2 separate regions of the Mus musculus genome follow, and region 2 is linked to region 1. A link is a loop called in an ENCODE intact Hi-C map of the cell type or tissue named here. Cell type or tissue: heart. All regions are shown on one strand. Each heading gives the region's core, and the rest is flanking DNA. Links, peaks and the distances in the headings are about the cores only. Region 1 overlaps Exoc6b (exocyst complex component 6B). Region 2 overlaps Exoc6b (exocyst complex component 6B).

Region 1 (11,862 bases), core at 1,906-9,905:
TACTAGAAATCTTGATAACTACACAGTGCTAATGAAGTCATGGTTATTGGAAGAAAATATACAACCAGTATTTTTGTTAAACTAGCATAATCTGTAAATATCTGGCCATTTATCCCTAGGTAAGTGTAGTCTTCATCCCTCATCAAGGAAACTTCTCTTTGTAACAGACTGAAAACAATACAGAAAACCACAACTATCAAAATCCAAAGTTGTGAAGCCCAGTCCCAGTGGATACATCTACAAAAACTGCCACACCTAAGGCTCAGAGAACATTTAAGGAGGATGGGTATGAGAGACTGTAAGAGAAAGAGGATCCGGGATTTTGTTGTGAGATTGTCTCCTACTAACATCAGAAGTTGTACCGGTGAAGTCTCACCAACATGACAACCCGAATATGATCTGAAGGAGGAGAAAACCAGTGAACACAGCAAAGCCCATGAAGCCTCAACCCTACACCAAGAACTACAGCAACAGAGGAAAGCGAGGCGGGAAAGAGGTGGTCTTTACCAGGGAAGAGCACACAAACCAGAAGTCCAGGGTCAAATGGTCAACTTTGAAAACATGTATACAAGTAACATAATACAGACTGAGCAGGTCCTACAATAACAATTAGAGAAAAAAGAGGACACGATTTTGAAAGAGAACATGGAGGAACATATGAGCAGGTTTGAAGGGAAGGAAGAAAAGAAAAATATGTTGTAATTACATTATAATCTCAAAACAAACACTGAATAAACTTTATTGCAACGGTATACTTACTAAGACACCTTGCTATCTATGTACAACAGAGATATGAGTGAAACTTAAGCTTCTTTGGCATTCTCGGGATTGAGCACCTCATGCATAGTCTGTAAGCACTGCCGTGCAGCTATTATGCCAGCCTGCTCTACTCAGACAGGGCCTCACTAAGCTTTCCAAAATGGCCTGGAACTAACTCTGCACACACAAAAAAGAAGCCCTGACTTTGAGATCCTCCTACTTCAATCATCCTAGTAGCAGAAATCTCATCTTTGCCACCAAGCCTTGTTGCTTTCAAACAGTTCCGTTATTGGTGTAACTGTTTACATGATAAACATACCCTAACAGAGTATACATTTTAAGTAAAAGTGATGACTACAATCAGTTAAATATGAAAAATAATGTAAAAGTACTTTTACTCATGATGGTCCCTAAGTCATTAAGAAAAAACTTCAATGCTATTATTTTATAGATGACTTGACTATGCATTTTTCATCCAAAACAATTAAACAGGCCAACTTGATTCTCTTAAGCCTATAAGGAATAATGATAATTCCACAATGAAGCTGTCAACGAAAAGTAATGAAAACAAGACAAAAACTGTCATTTGTTGACTATATCTTATGTAAATATAAAAAATTTTAAACCAAAAATGTGGCGCTCATAAATAAGATTATCATGTTAAGCAAAATAAAACTAACTTTAGAAAAAAATAAATGTTTTCTGTCATCTGTAGCATTCAGACTTTAAAACATACACATAGGTAAGATCAAAATTATCAGGGGACCTTTGAGGAAGAAGGCACCAATGAAGGGAGTTAGGGACAAAAGACAAAAATGAGAGGCTGAGCATGAACAAAGTATAGAAAACATACTGAATACGCTCCTAGGAAAATGCCATAAAGAATGCTATCAATTTCTACAATGAATAGAGGGAAGGAGAAAAAGAAAAGAAAAGTAAGTACTATCTTTTGTTGATCTCAAGAGACCGCCTCAGACTCAGAGAAATCTGCTTACTCCCTGGGCCCTGAGTCAGGCCAACACCCCTTTCCATCCCTGGATGGAGTATCCTATCAGTAGGAATCAAAAATAGGGATTTTTAAAATTTTTAATATAAATTACCTTTGTGCAGCTTCAATTTCTTTAAATCAGGGATAAATAAACTTTAACACCACATAATGTTCTGAAAATCACATAGCTATTAAGTGAATAAGCATATTTCAAACATCAAAAACTTGCCTCATTTCACCAACTTAAATATTTCTTACCTCTTCATCATCTTCCTCGTCTTCCACATCCAGAATTCCCGAATCCTGTTCCGACTTTGGACTTGTGCTCTCCACCTCTGCATCAAAGATTGTATAAACATCTTTCTTAGATTTCCTTTTGCTACCTATTCTAGGCTGTTGCAAGACAATGTTATCCAGGTTTCTTTGCTGTTGGGCCTAGAATATAAAGAAAATACAGAAAATAATGAAAAATAGAAGAAAAGATCCCCAAGTTTCCAATAAACTAATTTTAAGCAAATCAGTAACTGTAATTGTAGGGAAAGAAAGATTTCTTTTTTTCCTTTCTTTTTTTCTCAGTTTTTTTTAATTAGGTATTTTCCTCGTTTACATTTTCAATGCTATCCCAAAAGTCCCCCATACCCATCCCCCCAATCCCCTACCCACCCACTCCCCCTTTTTGGCCCTTGCGTTCCCCTGTACTGGGGCATATAAAGTTTGCAAGTCCAATGGGCCTCTCTTTGCAGTGATGGCCGACTAGGCCATCTTTTGATACATATGCAGCTAAAGACAAGAGCTCCCGGGTACTGGTTAGTTCATATTGTTGTTCCATCTATAGGGTTGCAGATCCCTTTAGCTCCTTGGGTACTTTCTCTAGCTCCTCCATTGGGGGCCGTGTGACCCATCCAATAGCTGACTGTGATCATCCACTTCTGTGTTTGCTAGGCCCTGGCATAGTCTCATGTATACATTTTTAGACCTGAGTAAAATTAAACACAGTAATGCATACATGTTGTCTGAAATGGAGTCTTATGTAGCCCGAACTGGCTTCACATTTGCTATGGCATGGAGGAATGCCTTGAACCCTAATCCTCCTAGCGTCACTTCCCAGTATTGGGATTCCTGGTCTACACCCGCAAATTCAGGTTAACATACACTCCTTTGCCCTGAAGCCTTCCTGTATTAGCTCTTTTCAAAGTCATTGCAGAAAAAAGATAATTCAATGATATTATCATGGGTCATTTTAAGTATTTGCTAAGCAACCAGTAATAACTCTACCCATCCCATATTCACCTACCATGCATGTACCAAGGGCATGGTACAAATGTCTAGCAGTTTTCTCTTACAAAGAAAAGAAATATTGAAATAAAAATGATAGAAGATAGACAATCACTTGGAATTAACTGTGATAACTTTAAGTATAGGAGTTTTTGAATATGAATCCAATAAATATAATCAAGATAATAAATTATCTGAAAATATATTTTCTCAGGAAGTATTCTGGACTAGCAAAGGTAGCCTATTGAAAGGGATTTTAAAGGACTTACTCTTTAAAATTTAAAATACACCTACCTAGCAAAATTAATTAAGAGAATACCCAATCCAGTGTCAACAATAAAATCTCTAACCACCAAGTGCAGCTACAAGTCAACTTAGCCACTCTCAGAAAATTTGTATTGCAAAGGGTTTGCTCCAAGTCACAACACCAGTGAGTAGTAAGAAGAAGCTCGAAGGATGATCTCTTAAGGTACAGACAGTCATCCTTCACTATACCAACAGCCCAAGAACCGGGCAAATATTTTCCAAAACAAGGGTTCTGTGGCCATATCAACAGACACAATGCATTTTGTATATCCTTGAGAAGCAGAGACAGGAGATTCCTGGAGCAATATTGCAAGTGAGATCAGCCAAGGCAGCAAGCTCTAGGTTCAAGTGAGAAACTCTGACCAATAAATGCAATGAAAAATAATCAAAGAAAACCCAACATCAATAAAGATCCTCCACAGGCACAAGTAAACATACATACATGCATACATACATACATACATACATACATACCACACACATGAAAAAATGTAAAAGAGAAAGAAAAAATAGGTAATGATACTGTCTTTAAGAAACTTGGGTAGCCAGATGGTGGTAGCACATGCCTTTTTTCCCAGCACTTGGAGGTCGGGGCAAACTGATCTCTGTGAGATTGAGGCCAGCCTGGTCTACAAAGCAAGTTCCAGGACAACCAGGTCTACACTGAGAAACCTGGAGGGAGAGAGAGAGAGAGGGAGAGAGAGAGAGAGAGAGAGAGAGAGAGAGAGAGAGAGAGAGAGAGAGAGAGAGAGAGATTAGAGAGAGAGATTAGAGAGAGAGGGAGGGAGGTAAGGAAGAAGGAAGAGAGGCAGAGGGAGAGAAAGAAAGGAAGAGGAGGAGGAAGAGGAGGGAGAGGAGGAGGAGAAGGAGAAGGAGGGAGAGGAGGAGGAAGAAGAAAGGAGAAGGAGGGAGAGGAGGAGGAAGAAGAAGAGGAGGAGGAAGAGGAGAAGGAGGAGGAAAAGAAGAAACAACAATAACAACAACAACTTGCGTAATCTGTTTAAGCCCATAGTATTCCAGAAACATTTCTCCATAAAACCTAGGCTTTCTGTACCATGCCAAGGTGCAAGATTTGAAGCTCATGACTTCTTATAAATCAATATATTTCTCTTCCATGCCAAGCTGAAATTAGTTCATGAGAAAATAAGTGTCACTGAATCTAAATGAGATTAAGGAATTCAAGATAAATCTTCATATTAGAAGTTAGTTAAGACTCTGGTCAAATGAAACAACTATAACAGGCCAGAAAAACTAGAACTATGTGAGCTAGTTTCAACCAAAACAAAGTAAAAAAGAATCTACATTCCAGAGATTTGAATCAATGCACAAACTTGTTTCTCTGCATATTATCCATTGACATTCTGGGTTCACTTACATCAAATCCATGCCTTCAGTAACAAACTAAACTAGAGCAAGCATTCACAAACAATTCAGGTCTATACAAAAGGCGAGCATTCATGATCTCAGGTTAAGTACAGCATTCTTTCTACACCTCTCAGTGAGACAGCACTGCACCTACTACAGACCACACACCAAGGACTCAGGAATTGGGATCTCCACGCCTTCCTATTCCAAAAAGCAGATTTTCAATTGCAAAGTGGCTGCTTGTTCCCTTCTTTTTCTACTTTCTTTCAGAACACCAAAGTGAGAATTATAGGGTCAGCTTTTTTTGGGGGGGAGGTGGTTTTTTGTTTGTTTGTTTTTTGTTTTGGTTTTTTTGAGACAGGGTTTCTCTGTGTAGCCCTGGCTGTCCTGGAACTCACTTTGTAGACCAGGCTGGCCTCGAACTCAGAAATTCTCCTGCCTCTGCCTCCCAAGTGCGCCACCAAGCCCAGCAGTGTCAGCTTTGTAACACAGAGTAGTCAACTCTGGTCAAATATACTAAAAGCAGGAAAAGTAACAGATCATTGTAACAACTCAAATAATGATGAGAACCAAGTGTGGTACTAGTGCACACGGGAGACAACTGATTTGTCAATTTGCGAGCTGAACATGATAGAGAAGAAATGAAATGAGAACAACTCAAAGTATTCTGGTCTTGATAGCTAGACAGTGAAGCTACCTTCAGAACAGAGACCATGAAAATTATGGGCTAAATGAAGAATCATTAAGGTGATACCATGAACCTGCTGGATACACAGGTAAAAATGGCATAAAAACACTAAACAAACAAAAAATGGGAATGGGTCTAGGGAAGTGGGGGGGGAGGGTATGGGGGACTTTTGGGATAGCATTGGAAATGTAATTGAGGAAAATACTAATAAAAAAATATTTTAAAAAAACACTAAACAATGATTCTCTCAAATTGAAAAAAAGAAATTCTTTCCCACTGCAGGAAGCCTCATTCCAGACACCTAACACACACACACACACAGAGAGAGAGAGAGAGAGAGAGAGAGAGAGAGAGAGAGAACAAGTGAGATACAAGTTTCTACATGAATGCAGCAGATGACAAATGGAGTCTGTATGAGAATGTGATCTGGCCCCTAAAATTACAGGATAACCTACCAGAAAGAGGCAGGGGGTTGCACATAGCCATAGCATTACCTAATGTGAACTGCCACTGTCAAGTGTCGGTACCTATGAAGCATCCTACGCACACCATTAAGCAAAGGCTTCTTGTGGAATGCACCTCTCAGCTCCAAGACACCTTGCAGTAAGATTCAGAGTTCAAAAGGAAGACTCTCTCTTGTGAGGCTATGCCAATGCCTGGCAAATACAGAAGTGGATGCTCACAGTCATCTGTAAGATTGAACACAGGGCCCCTAATGGAGAAGCTAGAGAAAGCACACAAGGAGCTGAAGGGGTTTGCAACCCTATAGGTGGAACAATAATATGAACTAACCAGTACTCCCAGACCTCGTATCTCTAGCTGCATATGTAGCATAAGATGGCCTAGTCGGCCATCACTGGGAGGAGAGGCACTTGGTCTTGCAAACTTTATATGCACCAGTACAGGGGAACGCCAGGGCCAAGAAGTAGGAGTGGGTGGGTAGGGGAGCAGGGTGGGGGGAGAGTATAGGGGACTTTTGGGATAGCATTTGAAATGTAAATGAAGAAAATATATAATAAAAATTGAAAAGAAATAAAAGAGGAAGATTTATAACAAGAAAAAAAATGCCTAATGCCTTTAAAAAAAAAAAAGAACACGCAAAACCCAAAGGCACCTGCATTTATTGACACAACACTGACCTCTAGTGGTTCAGAGTTCACAAACGACCTCAGAAACTGAGGAGTGCAAAGGCTGAGTAGTAATGGGGGAGGGGGGGAGGAACAGGGTTTGGGATTTTTCAAATTTTTGTGATATAAGAAATCTTTCTCATCCAAACCTTGAAATTTACTGATTCCATAACCAAAGCATGTTTGCTTTGCTTCTCTTGCAATAGTCTCATCTAGTAACAACCAACAATCAAATATACCTAGTAGTATCAGCAAGATTGAACAAGTGCAAATGAAAGACCTTGAACTGAAACAAAACAAAATACCCTGGCTGCCTTCCTCTAACAATGACAGGAACCTACGCCACTGTGGACTGTGGAAGCATGAGCTCCCTAGCACTGCTCGGATGCAGTCCCTGGAGCACCTGCTGCTGCAACACATTAGAACCCCAGCACTGCATCAGTATCAGCAGCAAGCACAATGCATACACACAAGACACTACTACCGACCCCCTAAGCCTCATCCCTCATTCTGGCTTTATCAGAAATCTGGGCTACAAATCCAGAAGAAAATGAACACAACCTCAGGGACTCAGAAGACATTCAACTGTCAACCCCAGGGCTTTCCTAACTCCATAAGAAATAACAGCAACCCTCACACAGGACAGGTAAAGATATCCCTGACTGGTTGCTGCAGTAGCTGGTTCCACAAAACTCCTCAGAAAGCCTGACAAACTAAGGACCCAGACCTCCAAGAACTAGACCATACACTGACTCCTCGGCTCTCTTTTCAGCCCTAACCTTTATTCCTGACTCTCTAGATCTATTGCTGGATGATAAATCTCATATCAGACTCCTCATTCCTTCAAAGAAATAAACACTGAAATGCGATTATTAGCCTATTCTGAGTCTAAAGCCTAAAGGACAGGTGATGCAAGAGAGAAAGAGAGAGAAAGAGAGAGAGACAGACAGACAGACAGACAGACAGACAGAGACAGAGAGGCAGAGACACAGAGACAGAGAAAGATCTTCCATGAAAGGACTGCAAAGCAGTGAACTTCATCTGGAATTTGGCATCTCCAACGTCATAGTCAAACAAAAAGATGGGAAAATAGAACAGTAATCAAAAGAGAGAAAAAGGTATTGCAAGATCACAAAAAGCTACTTTCATGGACTCTGCACAGAAGTGTGCTATTATGTCATATCTAAAGCCATTTTTGGTAAGATTACACTGATTACAAAGGATGTCCATCCATAGGAGAAAAAAAGTATGATTATAATGCCTTGGCACTTTTCTTTTTTTATTACGAAAGGTGCTCACTATCCACTTTAAAATTAGTCACTAAACATCAAAGAAAGCACTAATGGAATTCAAAGGTAATGCAGAAAGTAGGCAACATAACTATAATCTGTGCACCTCAAAGGGATTAACAACCACAATTTAAGAAAGTCCTGTGACTCGACGACAACAACAACAACAACAACAACAACAACAACAACAACAAAATAATAAAAATGAACAAAGGACTTGAATAAAAACTTCTCTAAGCAAGCATGTGAAAGAAGCTGAAATCATTACTTATGCTGGGTAATCTTGACTAACAGCTTGATTGAATTAAGAGGTGATTAAAAGACTAGTACAGCAAACATCTAGGGGTGTATCTGACAGTATTTCCAAAGAGGACTAAATCCTAAGTGCTCTTTCCTAATGAATGGATTTATGCCTAGATAAATTTATTATGTGATGAAGGTAAAAAAGAAGCCTGGCTAGAGGACCAAAAGTCATTGAGGCATACCCTCAGATTCTAAATACCAACAAGCCTAACGCCAGCCCTATACTTTCTTTTCCTGCTTCCTAGACATCATGTTGTGAAGATCTCTGCTCCTCCACATCAACCCCACAATAAAGAGAGAAAACTCTAAAACCAAGAGCCAAAATGAGTAATTTCTTTTTTGAATGGTTCTTATCAGGCACTATGTCACATCAGTGAGAAAAATAATCAATATGACAATGACTGCGGAAATATAAACCAAAAAAAGCTGCAAAAAGACATCATCTCGAACAGCACTGCAGCTCCTCAAAGTAAGGACCAGCAGAAGGAGCTGTGGGAAAGAGTTTATCAGGATCACAGAGATACCGCAAATACCAAGGGATAAAGATGACAGTGATAGTCACTAAAGAAGTATGATAGATAACAACAATAATGTAATGCTAACTTAAAAATTAAGGAAATCTTCTGGCATGATACAATAACAAATTACAAGGCTATAGTGCAGTTCAAAGAGAATGAAGAAGCACAGCAGGCCCAGAACTGAATACAACAGAAACGATGGCTTGAAACATTTCAAACCTATAACTGCCGTGTTAAGAGCTTTAACTGAAAAGCACATAACAAACATGAACAAAAAGCTAAAGTAAGCAGACAGAAGAAAATTCTAAGAAATAACCAAAGCAGAAATGCCAGAAATCAAAAACTCAAGGCAAACAAGAATGCCTTTGATGGGCTCCTTAGCAGACAGTACACAAGCAGAGAACAAGATCTCTGAGCCAGAGATAGAAGAACAAAAAATTTAAAACTAATATATATCCGAATATCCAAAAAGAAAACATCAAGATCTGGGAGGCAAAAACAAAAGATAAAACCCACATGAGAGGAATAGCAGAGGAAGAGGAGACCAGGGAAAGCACGAGCAATGGAAAGGCGTGACTGAGTCTCCACAGACTGATGCCCCACACCAAACCACACATTCAAGGACACCAAACCCCATGTTATTCAACAGGTAATATAAAGCTAAAACCGCCACACTTAAGCATTAAACTTCAAAAAAGTCAAATATAAAAACTCAAGGCAGATCCCAGAGCAAACAAACAGTTTCTCTAGAGAACAAAATAATCACACTTGTTTTCTCATCGTGGACCATTTAATCAAGACTATAAGCTCTATGTGTAGAATGTGACATGCAGCATTCTGTAGCAAACTGAAAAGAAGTCTGAAAACAAGTTGTTGCAGGAGCAATGAGCCACCAGCAATGTCCTCTCCCCTCTTCCCCTCCTCATATATTCACATTAAAAATGATATAACATATCTACATACCTTACTAGACATAGCATTGAATGAAAAAATGATGTGAAAGAAAGCCATATCGTGATTTAAACATTCTGTTTCACATAAAGGCTTCTGTAGGAAGTCCAATGAGAAAAAATTCAAAGACCACATCAAAGTGAAGAGCAATAACTAAGCTGCCCTCTGACAAGGGGGAATGATGATGAAAACCCCTTTGTGGTAGAGAAAGCATGCACCTTTAGTGTGGCTGACTAGAAAGTCTAGGACACATGTATATCCTGAGAATTACCTTGACATTGTGGCATGATGCTGGAATTCCAACCAAGTTATGGAATATGCCATTGGCCATGTAAGTTACTACTGAAATCAAAGATAGGGAATTCAATACATAAAAGGCAACTTCTGTGGAGAAAACTATATCATGGCTTAGTCTTCCACTGTAAAAGTTACTGATAAATCAAATCTACAAATACACACACACACACACACACACATAACATGGATAACATTATAGCTTGTAAATATGAGAAGTGATGAAAATATAAAACTTATATCTAGATTCTAAGACACAGTGTTTAGAGAAAGGTTCTAATAATATCCAACCTGCACTGAAGAAATACCAATGAGAAAACAATGTGAACTGCTATGCTAGGCTTGACTCCACCTCCTGAAACAGCTTAAGTAAAAAAGAAAACACTGTGAAAGATGAGAATCCCAAAGTTTGAATTTGATCACATTAAGAATTTCTACCAAAGAGTCAAAAGGTCAAACCAAGTGTAGCAGTGCACATATGTAATGGCAGAAATGTAGTAGTGCACATATGTAATGGCGGAGCTTGAACAGCAGGGGGCAGAGTCATGGCGTCAAGTAAGACTCTACATACATTTGTTTAAAAAAAAAATTAAAATAAGCTCTAGAGAGATGGCTCTGCAGTTAAGAGCACTGACTGTTCTTCCAGAGGACCTGGATTCAATTCCTAGCACCTGCATGGCAGCTCACACCTGTCTGTAACTTCAGTTTCAGGGGATCTGACACACTCACATAGACATACATTAAGGCAAAACATCCGTGAACATAGTGAACATAAAATAAAATAAATCACTCATTTATTTCATGACATCACTCTGTGAGAGGACCTAGTACCAAGTGACACAGAACACGTCATGTCCAAAAAGTCCCTCACAATCCAGTGTTTCCTTGTTTTATCAACAGCCTCCATTAACACTGAACGTCCCCCCGCCCCGAGCCCTATCCACTCATGGACAGCACACGCTTGGACAGAAGAACATCATGACACAGAGATCAAATCTCTACTACCCCCAAAACTTAGGCAGCCATGGAAAATGCAATGCCATCTTTGCAATTTAGTCAACCTATGAAAAGCCTAGTAGAATAACCAAAGTGAATAAAATGTCTGATCCAAATTTCCCACAAAAATTGAAATTTGATGAACAATAGCAGAAAAAGTGTTAGAGAACATGGGACCTATATGCAGTATCTACGTCTTTTAAAGAGTACCATAGGAGAAAAGAACAGAAAAAAGTACAATGAGGCTGATCTGAAACATCAGGCTTTACAAATAGTCTAACTTATAAAAGAATGAATAAGGCTGCTGACACAAATATCTCATAAAAATTAAAGGGTAGACTGAAAGGTTCAATCAAAATAAAGTCACTGAAATTTCCAGTTTGAATTGCCTGTCTGTTACCAAGAAAGGAAAAAAGAAAAAAAAGGAAAAAAAAAAAAAAAAAACACTAGTAAAACCTGTTTCAAAAAGAAAACCAAATTCGTTTATTGTGTTCTCAGGAGCTGGAGTGATTACAAACAGCTAAAGAGCAGCCACTGTCCTCTTTGCCTGACTGCTTACTGCACATTTTCTGTTGTGATGCTTTCTGAGTCCTTTGCATGAACTCAGGCAAAACTTTAAGACATTGATTGCAATATCCACTTGAATGGTGTTATATTCTTCAAAAATAATGTTACAAAAATGCAGGCTTTCCATACAAAGAAAAGGACTAAACTAATAAAATATGACAGCAAGCATGGCTTGGGGCCAGAGACCCATTTGAAACTTATAAAATCTCTCTAAGATCAGAAGGACATATGCTTTCTTCTTGCTAGGTGTAAAACTATACAGGCACACAAGCTTCTGTTTCCAGTTTTAACTTAAAGCCAGGTGTTGTACAATATGTTGAAGGCTTCTATTCATCCTCTAACTAAAACTTAATTTTATTATCACAGCGGGTATCTAGACTACCAAGAATGACCAAATTTACACTCCTAAGTGTATACAGAATAGGGCCTGTAAATA
Region 2 (11,862 bases), core at 1,963-9,962, 270 kb before region 1:
TATGCATACATGTGACATATGTACATGTGTGTGGGAGAGTGGAGGAAGTGAAGAGAAACACCTTTGGTTCTTTTTTTGTCTTTGTTCATTGAATTCTCATAGGTGAGGGCAGGACTCTGTGGCAGATTTAGTGACCGATGACAGTCTCACAGAAAGTGATGTCTTTGGGATTATCTTGTTTGTGGAACAAATGGCCTCTTCCTCTATCACCGTAGCTGTCCTTCCTTTATTTCCAAGAATCTCTTTTGAAAGCTGTCATGCCAGAAATGATCACATCATTTCTCCGAATTGTCCTTTGAGGAGAATTTTGTCTGCCATGTTTAGAACACTCAGGATACTCCCAGTTTGCTCCATACTACTGGTCTCTTGGTTAGTCAACCTACTCTGGACCTCTTACATTCCTTTGCTAGCTTTAGACACCATCCCATAGCTTCTGACTGTAATGTAGAAGGCAGAAGACCAGCACTGTAGCCCTGGGCCTATTTTTTGCAAGTACCCTTGCTGATGAAGGTTCTTCTAGAATCTACTTTCATTGGCAAAGTACATAGACTCTCTTCCACCTCTAAGTTTCTAAAACTAATAAGCCCCTCTAGGAAACAAATGACTGGATGGTGCTTATGAGGAGCTGCAAGACGTGTGCCATCCCTTCCCTTCCTTTCCTTCAGGAAGGAAGGGACTAAGGTCCAGAAAGTCACTGTGACTGAGCTACAATCATAGCCCAAGCCCTGATTTTGTTTAACCTTTCTGTCTAAAAAATACAGCTTAAACAACTGGTAGAGAACTGAAATACTTAAGAACATGATATCTATCTATCTATCTATCTATCTATCTATCTATCTATCTATCTATCTATCTTCTACATATAGATATATCAGATACCTAGAGAGGTGACAGAGAATGACAGGGAATTTTACTTGCTGTTTTAAAATTAAGTAATAAGTATGCTGAGTGTTGAGGCTCATGCCTATAATACTAACATTTGTGGATCTTAGTTCAATGGCAACATTGACTATACATAGCAAGACTCTTGTCTCAAAAAACCCAAACTACAAAAAGTGCACAAAATCAATGTTGCCCTTAGAGAATAAATAAATGCCAATAGTTTGTCTACTCTACATAAGCATGGAAGAAAAGTGAGAGTAGCCCATCTCTATGTCCTCACACTACATGTTTTCATGACTACTTGGCATCTGTTATGGATTCTTATATCATGTGCGCGCGCGCGCACACACACACACACACACACACACACACACACACACCACTATAACTTTCCACAGGTTACCTTTTTATCCATCCTTATAATTTCTAGACCTATCCATTTTGATCAGTCCAAATTTGTTTATTCATCAAAATGTTAAATAGTACTCTCCAGGATATAAGAATATCAAAGCACACTACAATATACTTCTCAGCTTGTTTCTGGTGAAGAGTTGCCCAAGTGTGTTCTGAGTGGCAAGGGAATGTAATTAATGTCTGCTGGCACTCAGGGCAGATAGCAGGTTAGGTGAGTGTGGTAAGAAGACTGTCACCACACTGTATGATGTAAAAATGTCAGGCCAGTGTTGTAAGCAACTCCTGAACTTGATTCATAGCAAGTGACACAAGGAAAATGCAGGTATCAGTCCAGACCTAGACCTGAGTGAGTAGACTAAAAGGGTCCTTCTATCCTTGGAAGAGAACACACAGGAACACACATTAAAGACCCAGTGGGGAAGCCTGTGTTGACCAGAATGAAGATGCACACAAGCCATCCCTCCTCTGCAGTAGGAAGTGAGGGTTATATTCCCACTTTAGAATCCTTAGGATTGAATCCATCTTCAAAGACTCTTCTAAGGAATGGAAGGCTCAGTTGGCACGGCAGGATAAGCTCTGCTCTCAGGGCTTCCTTCTTTGACTATATTGCCTCTGAAATTCTCCTAGGAGCAACATGCCTGTTAGGCGGCAACTGAGCTGGGTAGGAGAAATTAGGAGAAAGAAGAAACTTGGGATGGGAGAGTTTTAAACCACTTGTTCTCAGAAGTCTGAGAAGAAATCTGTACACATGAACTGACTCTACCTTCTTATGTGATTGGAGCAGTAAGCATGTATACTTTTTGAAGGTATGAGGATCTTGATCCAGCATTTAATCGGTATATTTATTATCTCCTCATTAGAGCATGGCCCGTTATGGAGGTTCATTAAGTCACTAGGGATTTCTGAATCATAAATTTAATGAATTTCTGTTAAAACCTGTCCCCCAAGGATGGCCTTGTTGGACATCAGTGGGAGGAGAGGCCCTTGAGCCTGAGGGCGTTTGATGTTCCAATGTAGGGGAATGCCAGGGCAAGAAGACCAGAGTGGGTAGGTGGGTGGGTGAGCACCCTCATAGAGGCAGGGGGAGGGAGGATGGGATAGGGGGTTTCTGAAGGGAAGACCTGGAAAGGGGAAAACATTAGAAATGTAAATAATGAAATATCCAATTTTTTAAAAAAAAAAACCCGTTCCCATCAAATTAGGACCTGAAAGAGGTACAGTAAGTGAAAGCACACTTGAATGTTGGCTATCACAGTTGTCAGCATAGCCACCACAGAGGTGTCATTATTAATCAAAGGTTCCACTGCCCTTTGTGAACTTAACAGGGACAGGAACCTCTTTGACTTCTGCTTCAATGTAACAGCAAATCAAGCCCCTGGCTCTCACCCAGGCTACAACTCCCTTTTCCATCCTGTCCATGTTCTTTGGACCAGAGCCATCTGGACACTGAAGATTACCATTTGTCACATGACTTGTTCCTGGGAATTGAGTTTCATTAAGGAAGGACTTCAGCAAGTGCCAGGTCATCAGTAGAGAGGTTTAAGAGAGCATCCCAAGTTTAGACACTATAAGGATGAACAGTTTATACTTTCCCCTGTGATCTCTCTCATGTCTACAAGAAAGTCAACACAAAGTACAGACCAAGACAAAACTGGAAAATCTTATTCTAGGTAGTCACTTTGTCTAGTCCTTTCCATATTATGACAGTCCATGTTTCTGACTTGAAGATGTCATCTTTACCTAAGTTTCTGCATTAGCTTTTCAATTCCTGTCCCTGCATGATTCACAACTCTGAGGTGGAGATAGAGGGTGTTCAGGTGGCCATGAAGCCTTCCCTTATGCTGTCCTAGAAAGCTGTTCTGAGGCCATCTCTGACACCTTGCCTAGGGGCTGCAGTCAGCTCATGCCTCTAATACTTTCTCATAATTCATGTGCTCTGGGACCCATTACCAACTTCTTTAAAGTGGAAATAACTTGGTTTGATGAAGTGCTCTATAGAGCCTGCCATCTAGCAAATGTCAGCCTGCACCAGCAAAGACGACAGTACAGACACTGAAGATAGCAGCATCCCCACACCTTATACTTTTTCTGATTTAGAAAGACTTCTTTTCTTTTCTCCTGTCAGATCCTTCATACTTTGAAGAGATCTTCAAAAACCGTCTTCCAGTCTCTGGGAACCATTTCATTTGCTGGTACAATAGTCTATCTGAAATTACTAGCTATTTATTTGGCCTAGTATCCTTTGGAAGACTATAAAACTGTCATATCAGTCTATTTCTCTCTGCTTCTACCTATACACAGATCTAGACCCATGGGAATTTAGGAAAGTGTGTGTGTGTGTGTGTTTTCTATTTTCTGATCCCAGAGAGATACCAAACATAATAACCAGGAGATTTTACAGCTAAAGGGTGTGTCTTTTTAGATGTTCAGTACTTTTGACTTCCTTTACCATCAGCAACAGCTAAATGATGAAACTCTATACTTTATGTATAGCTGCTAATGAGCAAGGAGTTCTAGAAGCTAACTCAAGATAAATACTTGCTGTGCCAACTAGTTTTATGTTAACTTAATGCAAGCTGGAGTTATCTGAAAGAAGGGAATATGAACTGAGAAAATGCCTCCATAACATAAATGTAGGGCATTTTCTTGATTAGTGATCAAGCAGGGAGGGACCAGACCTTTGTGGGTGGTGCTATCCCTGGGCTGGTGGTCCCGGGTTCTATAAGAAAGTAGGCTGAGCACATCATGGGAAGTAAGACAGTAAACAGCCCTCCTCCATGGCCTCTGCATCATGTCTTCCTTCCAGGTGCCTAGAGTTCTTGCCTTGACTTCCTTTGGTGATGGAGTATGATGTAGAAGTGTAAGCCAAATAAACCCTTTCCTCCACAGCTTGCTGTTGGTCATTATGTTTCATCACAGCAACAGAAACGCTGACTAATATACTGCCCAGGACAATTTGCTGAGCCTTCATCTAGTCTGGAAGCACCCATTATGCATCCATTTGCAAGAAGTTAGACCTGAAGTACAGCAGAAGTCTCTCCCCATATAGATTAGTTCTGGCCCAGCAGCTCTGGACTTCCGGGCACAGGGCTGATGATAAGTGAGGGTTGTCTACACCCCTATTTTTTTTTTCTTTAGGCTGTTCAGGGTCAACTGTTGAATACTCCTAACCTTGGGCATTAAAAACTGCCTCTATATACTTAGAATTCTCTTGGCCGAGTGGGTTGAACTACAGAGTTCCACCCAATGGATGAACTTGCATTGGGCTGAACACTGTAGCACAGCCCTACATGGAGGTAGTGTCTGCATCCTGTGCAGACACTGTCCTCAGCTCTTTCTGATGCCAGCACAGCTCCTGTCCATCCTCCTGTTTCAGTTATATCACAGATACTTTTGCCGCTCAGCTGTGAGCAATTTGAGGGCATGTCCATTTTTGTCTTTGCTTGTTAGCTGTGTGGTAGGGAGTGAAGGAACTCAGTGAGGCCTGCTGACTTGGGACTGAGAGCACCACAGAAGGATGGTGTCCTGACCCAGCTCTGAGTGCCTGGCAGCAAACATCACCTCTGGTGCTAACCCTGCTTTCCCAAGGTTGGTTCCAGGAGCTGGCTCACGTAGCGCTGGTCTACAATCTCTTGTAGTGCTTCTTCATCTCTAGCAGGCAAATAATGGGTGGAAAGGCTCAGTCACAGGAGATTGGACTGTTTACAGTTGGCTGGGCCAAGATTAGTGTGAGCACAACATATGCCAGGTTCATTGGAAGTTACATTTCCCTTTTGTTTACACATTGTAGAGGAGAAGACCAGAAGGGGGGCGGGGGGAGGTGACCTCCTGTTAACCTCGCTGTCTGCTAGAGGCCGCTGCCCTCACCTCTGAATGAACTTTCAGATTATCTCACACAAGATTCACCTTGCGCTGAACTTGTGCGCCTGCTCTGAAGGCCCCAGTCACGTAGATGTGATTAAACATTACAGAGTGGCCATAAATTTACAGAAGTATTATTGTGGCTTGCTTTCCTTTCTTCTTTGGGAGAGGAAGAGAGCAATGGGTTTGGAACAGTGGGGGAGTTTAAAAAGGAAGTCCATAGTCAAACAAACAGTTCCTTTTTGCGGTTCTGAACAAAGAAGAAAACAAGGCATAGGTGTCCCAGAAAGAAAGGGAGAAATATTGGTCAGGAGAGGAGTCAGAGCTCTAGAGGGCTGCAGAGCCCCATTCTTAGCAGCAGAGCTGTGGTAATCAAGGCCCTATTTCTAGACAACCTCAAAGTTCACAGGGGACACTCGAACTGGTCTGCCCTGAAGGGACCCTTGAGAGAGAGGGAATACTTTCCCTTGAGCTTGCTTCATAGTTCAGGAAAGTGACAGGGAAAGAGGTGAGAAAGAGGAGGCTGCAAGCGTTTTCTTCTTTCAGCTGCTATGAGCATTTGAGACATTTCGACAGAGAGAGGACCATGTTCTAGAGGAAGCATCCCAGCTGACCAGATAACCCAAGAACATTTATTTCTGTGATCCATTATTTTATGCTTAAAGTAGAAACAAAAGTATCTCACTGAAAGTTTGCTAAACTCTCTAGAATTCCAAAGCCAAGAGGTGCCTACAACCAGCCTGTGTTACCTGTGAGACAATGAGACTTCTACAACTAGGGAGTATTCTATTTGATCCAAAAGACTTGGAAAAAAAAAAAGTGGTCAGGAAGCCCAGACTGAGGTGACAGGAACTGGCCAGAAAAGCCACCTTTGGAATGAGTTGTCTTGTCTCTGGTTACTTCCATGGCAGTGACAGAGTGCTTAAGAAGCTCACTGTCACCATAGCTGGCGAGGCAGTGTCCCCCAAAGCCCAGAGAGGGTCTGTCTACATAAGGAAGGCAGCCAATGGCTTAACTGAGTGTCTAAGAGTAGAATTCTGAAAACAGAATTAATAATGCACCAGAGTTTATGTCAGTCAGACTAAGCTCCCCCATGGTTCCTTAGAGCCAGCTGAAGGCCCCACCTCCTCTAGGAACCCAGAACCCATCTGTATACATGGAAAGTGCTCTTACATAGGTTCCCACTCCTCTGTTTGTCCCTCACAACTGACGATATCAGTAAACCAGAGAAACCTGACTATTTTGAGTCTGTAGCCTCCAGAATAAATGTCAGCTCTTTGAGGGCCAAGGCCCACACCATATGTGTGTGTGTGTGTGTGTATGTGTGTGTGTGTATTGTGTCTAAAGTCCTAGAAACTAACAAAAAGCTCTTGATATTCTACTGCTTTTGTGTTTCTTCTTCTATTAAAATTATTAGTTTTCTTGTGCACTTCTGTAAGAAACGTACATGCTTTAAAAATTAGAAAACATTTTAACACAAAAGCATAACAGAAAGTGACCACTCATAATTTTATCTCCAGGGGATAATGAATGTCAACAACTTCATGTCTGGCTTTTAAGAATCCCATAATCAGCCACCAAACCCAGACACTATAGCATATGCCAGCAAGATTTTGCTGAAAGGACCCTGATATAGCTGTCTCTTGTGAGGCTATGCCGGAGCCTGGCAAATACAGAAGTGGATGTTCACAGTCATCTATTGGATGGAACACAGGGCCCCCCAATGGAGGAGCTAGAGAAAGTACCCAAGGAGCTGAAGGGGTCTGCAACCCTATAAGTGGAACAACAATATGTACTAACCAGTACCCCCAGAACTCGTGTCTCTAGCTGCATATGTAGCCGAAGATGGCCTAGTAGGCCATCACCTGGAAGAGAGGCCCCTTGGTCTTGCAAACCTTATATGCCCCAGTACAGGGGAATGCCAGGGCCAAGAAGTGGGAGTGGGTGGGTAGGGGAGCAGGGTGGGGGGAGGGTATAGGGGACTTTTGGGATAGCATTTGAAACATAAATGAAGAAAATATCTAATAAAAAAAAGAATGTTTTCTTACCCAAAATAGAGTACATTATACATGCTGACAAAAGCCTATTCCCTGAATACAACATGTCTTTCCCATGTAGGGAGATAGCGCAGCGTGGTGCCTTTCACACACATGTAGACTATGCAGTAGGGATGCATTTTGTATACAGATTTTTAAATGTAGATTATCTTTCTTCATCATTTTGAAAGATTCAGATCGTTTGCTTTTAATGGCTATCTAAACTGAACACATCCCTTTTTAATGAATATTTCCCTCCAGTCCTTTTCTCTATTATCCAGTGCCTTGATAGAAACATGTAAAATATATCTTTGCATATTTCTTTAATAATTCCATCAAAGATGACAATATGGGTGGGGTGGAAACTGGAAGGCCTCTAAAGCTGACTGGCCAGGCCAATCAGTGACCTTCAGGTTCAGTAAGAGACCCTGTTCAAAGGTGGAGATGGGATCAGAAAGACACTTTTGGCTCCACTGCATGCTTACAAACATAAACACAAAAAATACATACCACACAATCAGAAGAGATGACAGTATAATGCAATGGGTAAATGGTTCTGGATCTAGGCAGCCTGAGGTAGATTCCTGGCTTTTCCATTAGTCACTTTCATGACGTTGGACAAGTTACTTACTCTTTCTTCTTTATTCCCTCCCTCTCTGGAACTTGCTGGCCTACTCCAGTCTCCTGAGTGCAGTGACAACATAACCAGTGATGTATTACACTTTCTGTGATCCAGCTTCATCCCCTACAGGACAGGATGGGGATAGTACACCTATCAGGTTGTGGTGCAGGCTGAGTACTCAGAACAGTGCCTTTCACATTGCTGTGCTGAACAAAAGCCACCAACGGTGAGGACTGATAATGGCAATACATCCCTAAGAACAGGATTTGAAGTCAGAGATCTGGGTTGTCATTGATTACTATCCCTCCAGATTTTATACTCCCATTAGGAGGTGTCATGGGTGTTTGGGAACAGAAATACTCCTCAAAGAACCTATTTCTGTTAGAAATACCAAAGGGGCACACTCATAAAAGCTTTAGGTGTATAATATTCTACCATAAGATCTTGTGCTTCCTTCTCTTCCTAAATCATAAATGCCAACAATAATCATGAGAATAAATTGTAAATACTGACACACTGGAAAGAAGGTTGTAGCCTGCTGTACTTAAGATAGTGCTTTATGGCTTGCAAAATGTTTTCAAATGGCTACACTTTTAAGTAGGAATACCACCTAAATTATTTGCTGTGAAACGTTATACTTTCAAATGGTACAGTGAGGATAGTTAGGCTACAAAGTGACCAAAGATGCTTATATTGATCTTTCCCCCAACCCCATGTTATACAGCCTAGACTAGCCTCAAATTCACTATATGGCCCAACTGAACCAAATTCTCCACTGTCCTGCCTCAGTTTCCTGAGTGTTGGGATTATAGGGGTGTGTCAGCACACCCAATAAAATGGCAGATCTCATGCCAATTCCTTCCTAGTCCCTTAGATTTAGCTCTACACCTCCAAACGAATTTGGCCCTGGGGAGGGGGGCTTCTTGCACCCTGCAGCTCTCCTCTCCCCTCATATCTTTTGGTTGTTTTTTTCTAGAAACCTTTCATTTCACTATCAGACATTAAGAAGCACATTTTCTTTACTCTGGCCTTGCAGCCACAGGTTTTCCTCTCTCTTCTCTCTAGAAACTCTTATCAAATGAGCTCAGAGGAAGTGAGCTATAGACACCCTTGATCTCTGAAGGGCTTGGAATATTTTCAATTATGCAACTTTGCTCCCTCCATCAAATGTAAGCATTAACAAATATAGTAAGTTATTCTAAACAAAATCGTTTTTCAAAAATTTAGGTTTCAAGGGAAGCAAAGTCTGCTATTCTTAGGACTTCCCTAAAATTCTCTTAGGTCTCTTCCTTGCTACCAGGAAATGTGAGTGTTCTACTATATTAGAAATTAAGTTTGTTTCCACCAAAGACCCTGTGCTGTGCACACAGAAGGAAAAAATGCCCCAGTCATGTTAACACTGGACTACAGTTGTATTTTTCCTTGGTGTGGCACCTGATGATGTAGGTCTACATCTGAGAATCAGTGTAACCGGTGTCCACAACATTATGGCCAAGTAAGCACTGGAAATAATGGTGAGTACCTGACAGTTTTACTTGTTGTATTAGAGAGAAAAATGTATTAGAGTGGTCTACAGGCTGTGGTCTAGCTAGTACATCAGGGACTGTCTACCAACAGAAAGTCCAAGAATTCAGTAGCTGTTCATTCCCCCAAGGTCTGCCCATGATGTCTCAGCTGGTCTTTAGTGTACACTGGAATCTTGAAGAAATAGGCTCTAATACCAGTGAATTAATAAACTTGCTAGCAAGGTGGAGGACACGCAGGCAAAGAGCATGAGTTTCCTTCTTCTATGTCCTCTGTGTGTGTGTGTGTGTGTATTTAATGTTGGTCTTCAGTAAAACATTCTGATATGATTGTGAAGCCAAGGATGATCTGAAACTTCTGAGCTCCTGTCTCCACTTTTTGAGTGCTGGGATTATAGATATGTGTCACCAGGCCCAGTTTATGCAGTATTGGTAATGGGACCCAGGGCTTTATGCATGCTGGTCAGGTACTCTATATACTCAGTCTCAGTGATAATATCTTTGTGCTACGGCTCTTCCTGTCCAAAAGGATGCAGCCTGTGGTGCTCCTAGGCATCATTTATGTGGGCACACAATGTTAACAGTTCCACAATAACAGCTTCTTTGGGTGGGTGTCTGCAGCTACCACCTGCAGGACGTGTTGCCCTTTTCAGTAATGACTGCTGTTTGCTCTCAAACTCCTTCCCAGTCCTCCCTGGTGGGCTGGCAAATATTTTCAAAGCAGATGTATAACCAACCTTTAGTATCTTCTTTGCACTTGACAGCAAGTGAAATCTCTGCCCTCAAGAACACTTCAGTTTAGCCAGATCAACATATTTAAGACAGCCAAAATACATTTTGGGAGGATGTTATCAACATGTCATCAATGCCAAAGAAAACTGAGAAGTCAATATAAATGAAGTAAGAAAAGTATTGCTGTTGTGAGATGCCGAGGAAGAGCAGTAGGCAATGGCAACCTTTGTTGCAGGCAGTTCCCAGCACAGTGCCCAACACCAAAGCTAATACATGTTTATAGAATGATTTTCCCCTCTCCTGATCTGCTGTCTATTTCAAAGTTAAGGGACCAGGTGTTTTCCAGGACACCTTCCTTCCCCAAAGGGCCCTGAATCATTACAATTTCCATAAGGTTGTACAATTTTCTGGCAGCCATCCCAGAGGGGGCTACATCTCATCTAGCAAATCAGTATGCTCTGCTTCTCTGGGGGATAGTGCCCATGGGAGTATGACTTGCACTTCTAATGAGATTTTTCACTATATAAGTCATCCATGGTGATGAAGTGACCATGTACTCATTGTCCTTTCGTTCTCAGCAACACACACATCCCAAAGGGAATCAGCTGAGGAGTTGGGGATTCCGTGGCTGGTGGCCAGAGAGCAACTTTTTTTTTTTCTCTAGGGTGTTGACTCGGCTGAGCCAGCATGTATGTAGAAGATGACAGCACTTTCTGATCTCTCTTGACAGTCATAGCCTTCCTGGCCAGAGCTGACCCAGGAAAATATTAGCAGTTTTATCCCCTTTCCTCCTGACCTCAAATGAACCCCATCTGCACCAACTGTCCAGGCACCTGCAGCCTCCAGAATCATTTCTCAACAGACCATTTTATCTGTCCCACATAGACAGGTGATATTGGAAAACGTCATAATATTGCTGGGCTAAATTTCTCCAATAAAATGAGGTTCAGGGGCTAATTGATTTCCAAGGGCCCCTTTCTATGTCTGAAACTTAATCTCTCCCTGTGCCATATTCTCCAGTGAGACAAAGCAGGAAAAAGCCTTTCTCCTCTGCTGGGGCTCTACTATCCAGGAAAAGAAGCCTGCCATGTCTCAGTGCCATGATTTCTACACACATATATTTAATCATTTACCACTGAATAAATGCAAACAGTATTGTCCAAACAGTAGGGAGACAACACACACACAAAGACTGCCCCTACTTCAGGTGGGCATGCTGCCGTCCCTGCTCTAGGTTGGGTTTTGCAGAGATGCTCCAGGAGGTCTCATACATGGTAGGCCAGCAGAAGTGACCTGACAAATATTATTCACTTTTATCACGTCTCCTCTCTTCCCAGTGTCAATCTGGTAGGTAGCTGAGTAGCACAAACTTTGATTACTGTGAAATCAGTGAGATATGGGCTAATCTCAGAGGCCATGTGGAGGACACAGGAGACTGAGTGTTAGTTGTGTTTGTCTGCTGCTTCGGTGTGGATTTCTGTCACCTAGTGTTATCCTTATCTGCTTCACATCTTATCCTGGTGATTCTCCATGGTGGATTTTTTTTCCAGCCTCAGAGCTTCTAGGTCTCATCGCCCTAATGAGCTGATAGGCATGTGTAAAATCCCTGAGGTGTGCTGAAGTGGAAAAAAAGCAGCTCCACTGTCTTGGCAAATGCTTGGTGCATCTCCCCTTTGGCCCTACGCTGTGTGAAAATGAGAGCTGTCGGCTAACAGGCACCAGCCTACTTGGTGCTGCTCTCTGTAGGAAGGTGGCATCTTTGTCCTCAGGAGATGGAAAGAATATTTAGATA

The links. A loop is a pair of places that touch in the nucleus more often than their neighbours do. Peaks named below come from ENCODE experiments on the same cell type or tissue, not always from the same donor. Only the 100,000 strongest peaks of a DNase experiment are listed, where the experiment ranks them.
Region 2: it touches region 1 in a loop (2.7-fold over the local background); 1 of 42 quality-filtered maps calls a loop at or near these places.

What each region holds. Positions count from the first base shown.
Region 1 is chr6:84,906,108-84,917,969 of GRCm38, forward strand. It overlaps Exoc6b (exocyst complex component 6B), which reads right to left. Exons shown (of 22, transcript NM_177077.2): 7 at 2,006-2,182. Among named protein-coding and RNA genes, the nearest start is that of Exoc6b, 160 kb to the right of the region's middle. In heart, for the core only: CTCF peaks have their summits at 6,524 (motif pointing left) and 6,738; no DNase peak of the experiment used is centred there.
Region 2 is chr6:84,635,691-84,647,552 of GRCm38, forward strand. The region is part of intron 20 of Exoc6b (exocyst complex component 6B); the gene reads right to left. Among named protein-coding and RNA genes, the nearest start is that of Cyp26b1, 48 kb to the left of the region's middle. In heart, for the core only: a CTCF peak has its summit at 5,482; DNase peaks (open chromatin) are centred at 2,691 and 5,051; H3K4me3 peaks cover 319 bases; H3K27ac peaks cover 740 bases.